2 separate regions of the Homo sapiens genome follow, and region 1 is linked to region 2. A link is an interaction called in ENCODE POLR2A ChIA-PET data of the cell type or tissue named here. Cell type or tissue: PC-9. All regions are shown on one strand. Region 1 overlaps SLC22A8 (solute carrier family 22 member 8). Region 2 has its middle 11 kb from the start of CHRM1-AS1.

What was found. Peaks named below come from ENCODE experiments on the same cell type or tissue, not always from the same donor. Only the 100,000 strongest peaks of a DNase experiment are listed, where the experiment ranks them.
Region 1: POLR2A ChIA-PET joins it to region 2 with 8 read pairs; 7 of 35 experiments call an interaction of 5 or more read pairs at or near these places.

Annotation. Positions count from the first base shown.
Region 1 is chr11:63,004,562-63,008,561 of GRCh38, reverse strand. The region is part of intron 2 of SLC22A8 (solute carrier family 22 member 8); the gene reads left to right. Among named protein-coding and RNA genes, the nearest start is that of SLC22A8, 9.3 kb to the left of the region's middle. In PC-9, no CTCF peak of the experiment used is centred here; no DNase peak of the experiment used is centred here; H3K27me3 peaks cover 1,930 bases.
Region 2 is chr11:62,896,884-62,900,883 of GRCh38, reverse strand. No RefSeq gene overlaps it. Among named protein-coding and RNA genes, the nearest start is that of CHRM1-AS1, 11 kb to the left of the region's middle. In PC-9, no CTCF peak of the experiment used is centred here; a DNase peak (open chromatin) is centred at 1,546; H3K27me3 peaks cover 3,049 bases.

The sequences.
Region 1 (4,000 bases), 110 kb before region 2:
GGTACTGATGAAGAGGCTGAGCCACACGGAGGTTAAGTAATTGGCCCCAGAACACATAGCTCCTAAGTGGCAGAGCTGGAAACTGATGTCTTTTTGACTGTCCCCAAGATACCTGGCTCATCCTCTCTGGTCCTTTTGCCCCAGCACAGGTTCCTCTAGGGATCCAGGAATGCACATGGGCAGCAGCAATTCTCCCCTAAGCTAGACCTGACCTAGCTCCAAAAGGCCCCTGAACTAAGGCAGGCTGTTTCCTGGTTCAGCCAGCTCCCCGCACACACAGCAGGGCCCCATCCTGCTGATCATGGTCCTGATCACAAATGGCTCGTCCTGACTCTCTACAGCCCACTTTCTGCCTCATGCTCTGCAGGGGCCACCTAGCCTCACTTCTTGCTGCTCACACTTTGGATATGATGTCAGAGCAGCTTATCTGGCTCTGACCTTGACTGCCTCCTTGACCACAATCCCAGCCTATGCTGGGCTATGCTGTCTTACAGTGGCTCACAGTAACAGCTCCCGTGTATGGTGCCTTTCCTTCAGCAGCCCAGGCCTCAGAGCACGGCACGCAGGGAGGCATCAAGGAGCTGTGCTCAGGGCCAAGGGTAGCATCTTGGGTCCAGCAGACCTGAGTTTGAGTCTCTTTCTTGAAATGAATTAAGCTATGCTTGAGCAAGCCACTTACCCTCTGAGCCTCAGGTTCTTTGTCTATAAAAAGAGATAACAATAGTACCTACTTTATAAGGTTATTACGCCATTAATTGCAAAGCTTTCTCCTGAGCATCGTGCTTTTCTCTTTCTTCCCCACCACCTTCCTGATGCATCAGCCCATACAGAAAGGCATGGCAGTGAGTTTCCTACCCTTTCCTTCCAGAACCCAGCTCCCTTGGGGCTCGGCTACATTCCAAGAAAGGAAAAAGATGGTCAAGAACACTGAACTAGGCCAGGCGCAGTGGCTTATGCCTGTAATCCCAGCATTTTGGGAGGCTGAGGCAGGTGGATCACCTGAGGTCAGGAGTTTGAGACCAGCCTAGTCCAACATGGTGAAACCTCGTCTCTACTAAAAATACAAAAATTAGCCAGGCATGGTGGTGGGTGCCTGTAGTCCCAGCTACTCCGGAGGCTGAGACAGGAGAATCGCATGAACCTGGGAGGCAGAGGTTGCAGTGAGCCGAGATCGCACCACTGTACTCCAGCCTGGGAGACAGAGTAAGAAAAAAAGGAACACTGAACTAGAATACTGGGAGCAAGAACATTATGTGGAATTGCCAAAAGTTGATGAGACGGATCAGCCAAGGTCATGCCGAGGACTAAACAGAACCACCAGGAGGTTGAGTAACTGGCTCTGTTCAACCAACAAGTTGCCTTTCTTCCCTCTCTGGGCTTCCTCAGTAAAATAAGGATAATTAAATCCAAGGACTCCAAGTGGCACAGCCTATGCATGGAGACACAGTCCAGGGAAACACAAGTCACACTCAACACTTTGAGTAATAATCAAGACATCTGCTATAGGTTTTCTTAACAGGGCCTCCTCAGGGTCTTGGTACAGAAAGCATGCCAAAATTCTCCCAGCCCTGTTCACTCATTAATTATTTGTTGAGGAAACATTAACATATACTATGTAGCAACTATTCTGCTAGCTATTAGAGATAAAACCTCAAGGCTGGGCGCGGTGGCTCACGCCTGTAATCCCAGCACTTTGGGAGGCCTAGGCGGGAGGATCATGAGGTCAGGAGGTCAAAACCATGCTAGCTAACATGGTGAAATCTTGTCTCTACTAAAAAAAAAAAAAATTAGCCAGGCATGGTGGCGCATGCCTATAATCCCAGCTACTCAGGAGGCTGATGCAGGAGAATCACTTGAACCTGGGAGGTAGAGGTTACAGTGAGCTGAGATTGCACCACTGTACTCCAGCCTGAGTAACAGAGCAAGACTCTGTCTCAAAAAAAAAAAAAAAAAAAAAAAAAAAAAACTCAAATGAGACATTCTCAGTCCTCAGCAAGATTACAGAATACAGGACAGCAAACAAGTGAATAAGCAGTTAGAATGCCATGTAATAGGTGCCCTATTGGAGGTAAGAACAAGAAAGGGAAATGAGGAGCACCTTACCTACCCTGGGCGGCTAGACACTCTTATCCATTTATCGAACTGACAAACACTTATTGACCACCTGTTTGTGCCAGACGACCATAAAAGAAGTTCCTGGCTCTCCAAAAAGACGATATTGACATGAGTTTCAAAGGACTGCCAACACTACTAGAATAAGGGGATCATAACCAGCACCAAAGCAAAGAGAAATGCAATAGCATGGAGCTTCTGTAGTGTAACCTGATGGAATCCAAGGACTTGCATGGCTCAGACTACCATGGAGACACAGTCAAGGGAAACACAAGTCACACTCTTGACACCCTGAGTAATAATCAAGACATCTAGCCTAAGTTTTCTTAAAAGGGCCTTCTTAGGGTCTTTGCACAGAAAGCATGCCAAAATTCTCTCTAAATACCTTCCTCTCTCCCAGAAATTCCAGGATGCCTTTAAAAATCTCTCCCATTTGCTCCACATCTGGTTCCCTCATTGCCATGCTTGTCTAGTCCCAATCCTCTTCCAATCACCCCTTATAAAGCCAGCAGTTCCTTCAAATATTCAGGAATCGTGCCGTATATTAGTTTCCTAGGGCTACCATAACAAAGCACAACAAATTGGGTGGCTCAGAACAACAGATTTTATTGTCTCACAGATCTGGAGTCTAGAAATCCAAACTCAAGGTGTTGGTGTGTCCTCTCCAAAGGCTCTAGGGAAGAATCCTTCCTTGCCTCTGCCAGCTTCTGGTGGTTGCCGGAAACCCTTGGCATTCCCCAGCTTGTAGACGCATCAGTCCAATCTCTGCCTCTGTGGATCATAACATCCCCATGTGTCTCTCTCTTGTCTTCTTATAAGAACACGAGTCATAGTGAATTAAGAACCCACTCTACCTCAGTATAATCTCCTCATATTATAACTTAGCTAATTACATCTACAACAACTCTATTTCCAAATGAGGTCGTATTCTGATCCACGAAGAGTTAAAACTTCAATGTATTTTTTGGAGGGACACAAGTCAACCCATAACAGTTGCAGATCTCAGATCTGAGTTTCAGTCTCTGTCTTGAAATGAACCAAGCCATGCTTGGGCAAGCCACTTACCCTGTGAGATCAGATTCTTTGTCTATAAAAAGAAATAACACGAGTACCTACTTTATAAGGTTATTATGGCATTATTTGCAAAGCTTTCTCCTGATCTTCAGGGAAGATTTGTGTTGGTCTTCAGGGAAAACAGATTTGTGTTGATCTTTAGGGAAGCCATGGCCATATTTTTCTCATCAGTTCTGATGTGCTTCATTAACCATGAAATCTCTGGGAGCAATTTAGAGTGCAATTGAAGTTCAATTTTTTAAAAATATTTAACCACAAATCACTCTTCCTTCCAAGCTTCTAAATGTCATTGAAGGATGATAATCCTCCAGTAGACAATTTTTCCATAGTAGGTTTCCCAGTCTGACTGTGAAGAAAAAACACTTCTCTCCTGCTCACTGGCGTGTGGTTATATCCTCAGCACATACAGCCTAGACACTATCCATATTGACATGCACTCATTCTGGTGAAATGAGGCACATAGCATTTGGAGTGTGGGCCCTATGACCTCTCATGTAGACACTGGCAGATCTCTAACTTCTAAGGCTCTCAATCCCTCTGTTCTTTCTGTGGAATGTTCACACATTCAATTCCACAAGTATTGAGTGCCTAGTATGTATCGGATACTGTTCTTGATAATGAAAGTACAGTAGTAAACAAAACAGACTAAAAGCCTTATCTTCATCAGGCTGATATTCTTGGGAGAGAAACATGCAATAAACCAAAAAGATGGAAAATCATTCAGCATTCTGATGGTATAAGCACTACTGAGAAAATTAAGTAGGGTAGAGAGGTATAGGCTGCTGGGAGTTATAATTGTAAATAGGGAGGTCTC
Region 2 (4,000 bases):
TCTCCTGCTTCAGCTTCCCAAGTAGCTGGCACTACAGGCACGCGCCACCACACCTGGCTAATTTTTGTATTTTTAGTAGAGACGGGGTTTCACCATATTGGCCAGGCTGGTCTCAAACTCCTGACCTTGTGATCCTCCCACCTCGGCCTCCCAAAATCTCACTCCTGGGATTACAGGCATAAGTCACTGCGCCCAGCCTCCTCCTCTTAAATCTGGCCACCATCCTGGCTGGGTGACCCATTCAACTCAATAGTGCCAGTGTCATGATGTCTTCAGCCCCAAGGACCTTACCCTCTACCCTGTGTCAGCCAAATCCAGAGCCCTCAACTGCTCCCGCTTCAAGAGCTAAAACCCCAATGTCTTCCACTCTCACTCTCCCACCCCCTCAGCCTCTCATCTTCCTCCAGGCCCTGTCCTTGCCCATCCTCAGCAAGTGCTTTCTTTCCCTGAGCAGCCTGGACCCTGCAGTCTTTCCTCAGCACCACCAATACTCATGATCCCCCGACCCCTTGCTTCTACCACAAATTCACCACCCTGGGTCAATGCTACCATCCATCTTCTCTGACCCGACACATGGGCAGTCAGGCACTGCTGGAAAAAGCTCCCACTCTCTGGCAGATTGGCACCAGAACAAATGTAGGGTTCCTGACCTCTGCTCAGGAGCCTCATGGCTCCACCTCACATCTTTGTGCTTGTCCTTAGTCAACTCACTTGCCTTATTCCCAAAAGTGCTTGTTCTCAACTTCCACCTCTCTTCATGGCCGCTACCTCTGACTTGCTGCCTGCATGATTTTTTTTTTAAGAGTTGGGGGGCCGGGTGTGGTGGCTCACACCTGTAACTGCAACACTTTGGGAGGCCAAGGCACGTGGATAACCTGAGGTCAGGAGTTCAAGATCAGCCTGGCTAACATGGTGAAAACCCGTCTCTACTAAAAATACAAAAATTAGCCAGCCATGGTGGCGGGCAGCTGTAGTCCCAGGTACTCGGGAGGCTGAGGCAGGAGAATTGTTTGAACCCAGGAGGCAGAGGGTGCAGTGAGCCGAGATGGCACCATTGCACTCCAGCCTGGGTGACAGAGCAAGACTCCGTCTCAAAAAAAAAAAAAAAAAAAGAGAGAGAGAGAAAAGAGCTGGGGGGTCTCACTCTGTCACCCAGGCTGGAGTGGCTCACTGCGACCTCACATTACTGGGCTCAAGGGATCCTCCCACCTCAGCCTCCCAAGTAGATAGGACTACAGGAGCACACCACCACACCCAGCTAATTTTTTTTATTTTGTAGAGACAAAGAGTGTCACTGTGTTGCCCAAGCTCGTCTCAAGCTCCTGGGCTCAAACAATCCTCCTACCTCAGCCTCCCAAAATGCTGGGATTATAGGCGTGAGCCACCACCCCTGGTCTCCATGTTGATTTAAATGAGACAATATTCTCAAATTCTTTGTTTGATTAAGAAATCTTGCAGTCACTGGGTTTATTCTACTTCATGCGCGTGGGAGAAGAGGAATGTGTCAATGCTCCCCCTCTGGCTTAACAAAGAAAACTCACAGGTATTTATACCTTCTAGAAAACACAGATGTGAATTTAAATATTATTGCCAGGGCAACACACTATTAAGGAAGACAAGCAATCAGAATCACAAGCTTTTTAAAAGTTAAAGGTTACTTTCGCAGGACAAAGCAAGTCTCATAAAGTTAACTGTCTGACGAGACTCCCTTGTTAGAAATAACATTTGCAAAGATGGTTTTACGATGCAAAAAAGAATCTGCTTTTTATTTCTGCTGCTGCAGAAGGAGAGGGCACATTTTCTCTTTCTTATCATACTGTGGTTATTTTTTTTTTTTTTTTTTTTTGTCACCACCAGTTAGAAGGACCTGGAGTCTTCAAGGCAGCACCAAGAGAAACAAAGGCAGGCTGAGAGGTTGATCTCAAGCCAGTTGTTCCCGCCACCCACTACATGGCAATCAACTTGCAAATCTCTCAAATGGTGGCTCTCCCACACTCCTGCATCAGAGCTTGTCAAATTTGAGTGTGCATAGGAATCACCTGGGATCTCATTAAAATGCAGATTCCGGGTCAGGCGCGGTGGCTCATGCCTGTAATCCCAGCACTTTGGGAGGCTCAGGCAGGTGGATCACCTGAGGTCAGGAGTTCAAGACCAGCCTGGTCAACATGGCAAAACCCCACCTCTACTAACAATACAAAAATTAGCTGGGCGTGGTGGCACGTGCCTGTAATCCCAGCTACTGGGGAGGCTGAGGCAGGAGAATTGCTTGAACCCGGGATGGTGGGGGGTTGCGGTGAGTGGAGATGGCACCACTGTACTCCAGCCTGGGTGACAGAGCAAGACTCAAAAAAAAAAAAAAACACGCAGATTCCGGCTGAGCACAATGGCTCACATCTGTAATCCCAGTGCTTCAGGAGCCTGAGGTGGGAGGATTGCCTGAAGCCAGAGGTTTGAGACCAACCTGGGCAATGTAGTAAGACCCCATCTCTACAAAAAGTTAAAAAAAAAAAAAAAAAAAAAGCCAGGTGTGGTGATGCATGCCTGTAGTCCTAGCTATTCAGGAGGCTGAGATGTGAGGATCCTTTGAGCCCAAGAGTTTGATGCTGCAGTAAGCTATGATGGCACCACTGACTCTAGCCTGATTGGCAGCAAGACCCTGACTCAATAGGTCTGAGTAAACCTGAGAATCTGTATTTCCAACAAGTTGTTACTGTGGTTGCTACTGGTCCCCAGACAGACACTGTGAATAGGAAGGTCTGAGGGGTTTATTCACAATTTCTCCTTTCTCCCCAAACCTCTGACACTTGGAGGTTTATCACACCCCATAAATCTATACAATTATTATTAATTCTCAATTAATTTTTTGTTTTTTGAGACGGAGTCTCACTCTGTCACCCAGGCTGGAGTGCAGTGGTGCAATCTCGGCTCACCACAACCTCCGCCTCCCGGGTTCAAGCGATTCTCCTGCCTCAGCCTCCCGAGTAGCTGGGATTACAGGCATGTGCCCCCACGCTCAGCTAATTTTGTATTTTTAGTAGAGACGGGGTTTCTCCATGTTGGTCAGGCTGGTCTCAAACTCCCGACCCCAGGTGATCCACCCGCCTCAGCCTCCCAAAGTGCTGGGATTACAGGTGTGAGCCACCTCGCATGGCCCCCTCAGCAGCATTTGACAGCATTTACCTCTTCCTCCTCACTTGATCCCCAGGACCACACCCCTCTGCCTATCTCACTGTCCCCTCATGCTTTGTCTGTATTGCTGGCCCACCCCCATTTCTCCAACGTCTGAAGAGCTGAGTCCTGGGGCCTCTACTTTTCCCTCTCTGCACTTACTCCCCTGATCACCTCCTATTGTTTCATGGCTTTAAATACCAGCTGTGCAGAGGACTCCTAAATTCACATCTCCAGCCCAGGCCTCTCCGTGAATAGCAGGGCAGTATGTCCAGCTGATGTCTTCACATTTGCACTTTAATGGCTAAGATTTCAAAGGCATTAAAGGCCCAAACTCAGCTGCCTATTTCTCCTTTTAAGTCCACTCCTTCTGCAGCCTTCCCCATCTCATTAAATGGCAAATCCAATCTTCTAGCTGCTCAAACCAAAAATCTTAAAATCACCGTTGATGAGGCAGAGGTTGCAGTGAGCCAAGACTGAGCCACTGCACTGCAGCCTGGGTGACAGAGCAAGTCTCCGTCTCAAAAACAAAATGAAAAAATAAAAATAAATAAAATCGGGCTGGGCTCAGTGGCTCACACCTGTAATCCCAGCCCTTTGGGAGGCCAAGGTGGGTAGATCATGAGGTCAGGAATTCGAGACCAGCCTGACCAACAGGTGAAACCCCGTCTCTACTAAAAATTCAAAAATTAGCTGGGCGTGGTGGTGGGTGCCTGTAATCCCAGCTACTCAGGAGGCTGAGGCAGAAATGCTTGAACTCGGGAGGTGGAGGTTGCAGTGAGCCAAGATCGCACCACTGCACTCCAGCCTAGGTGACAGAGCGAGACTCCGT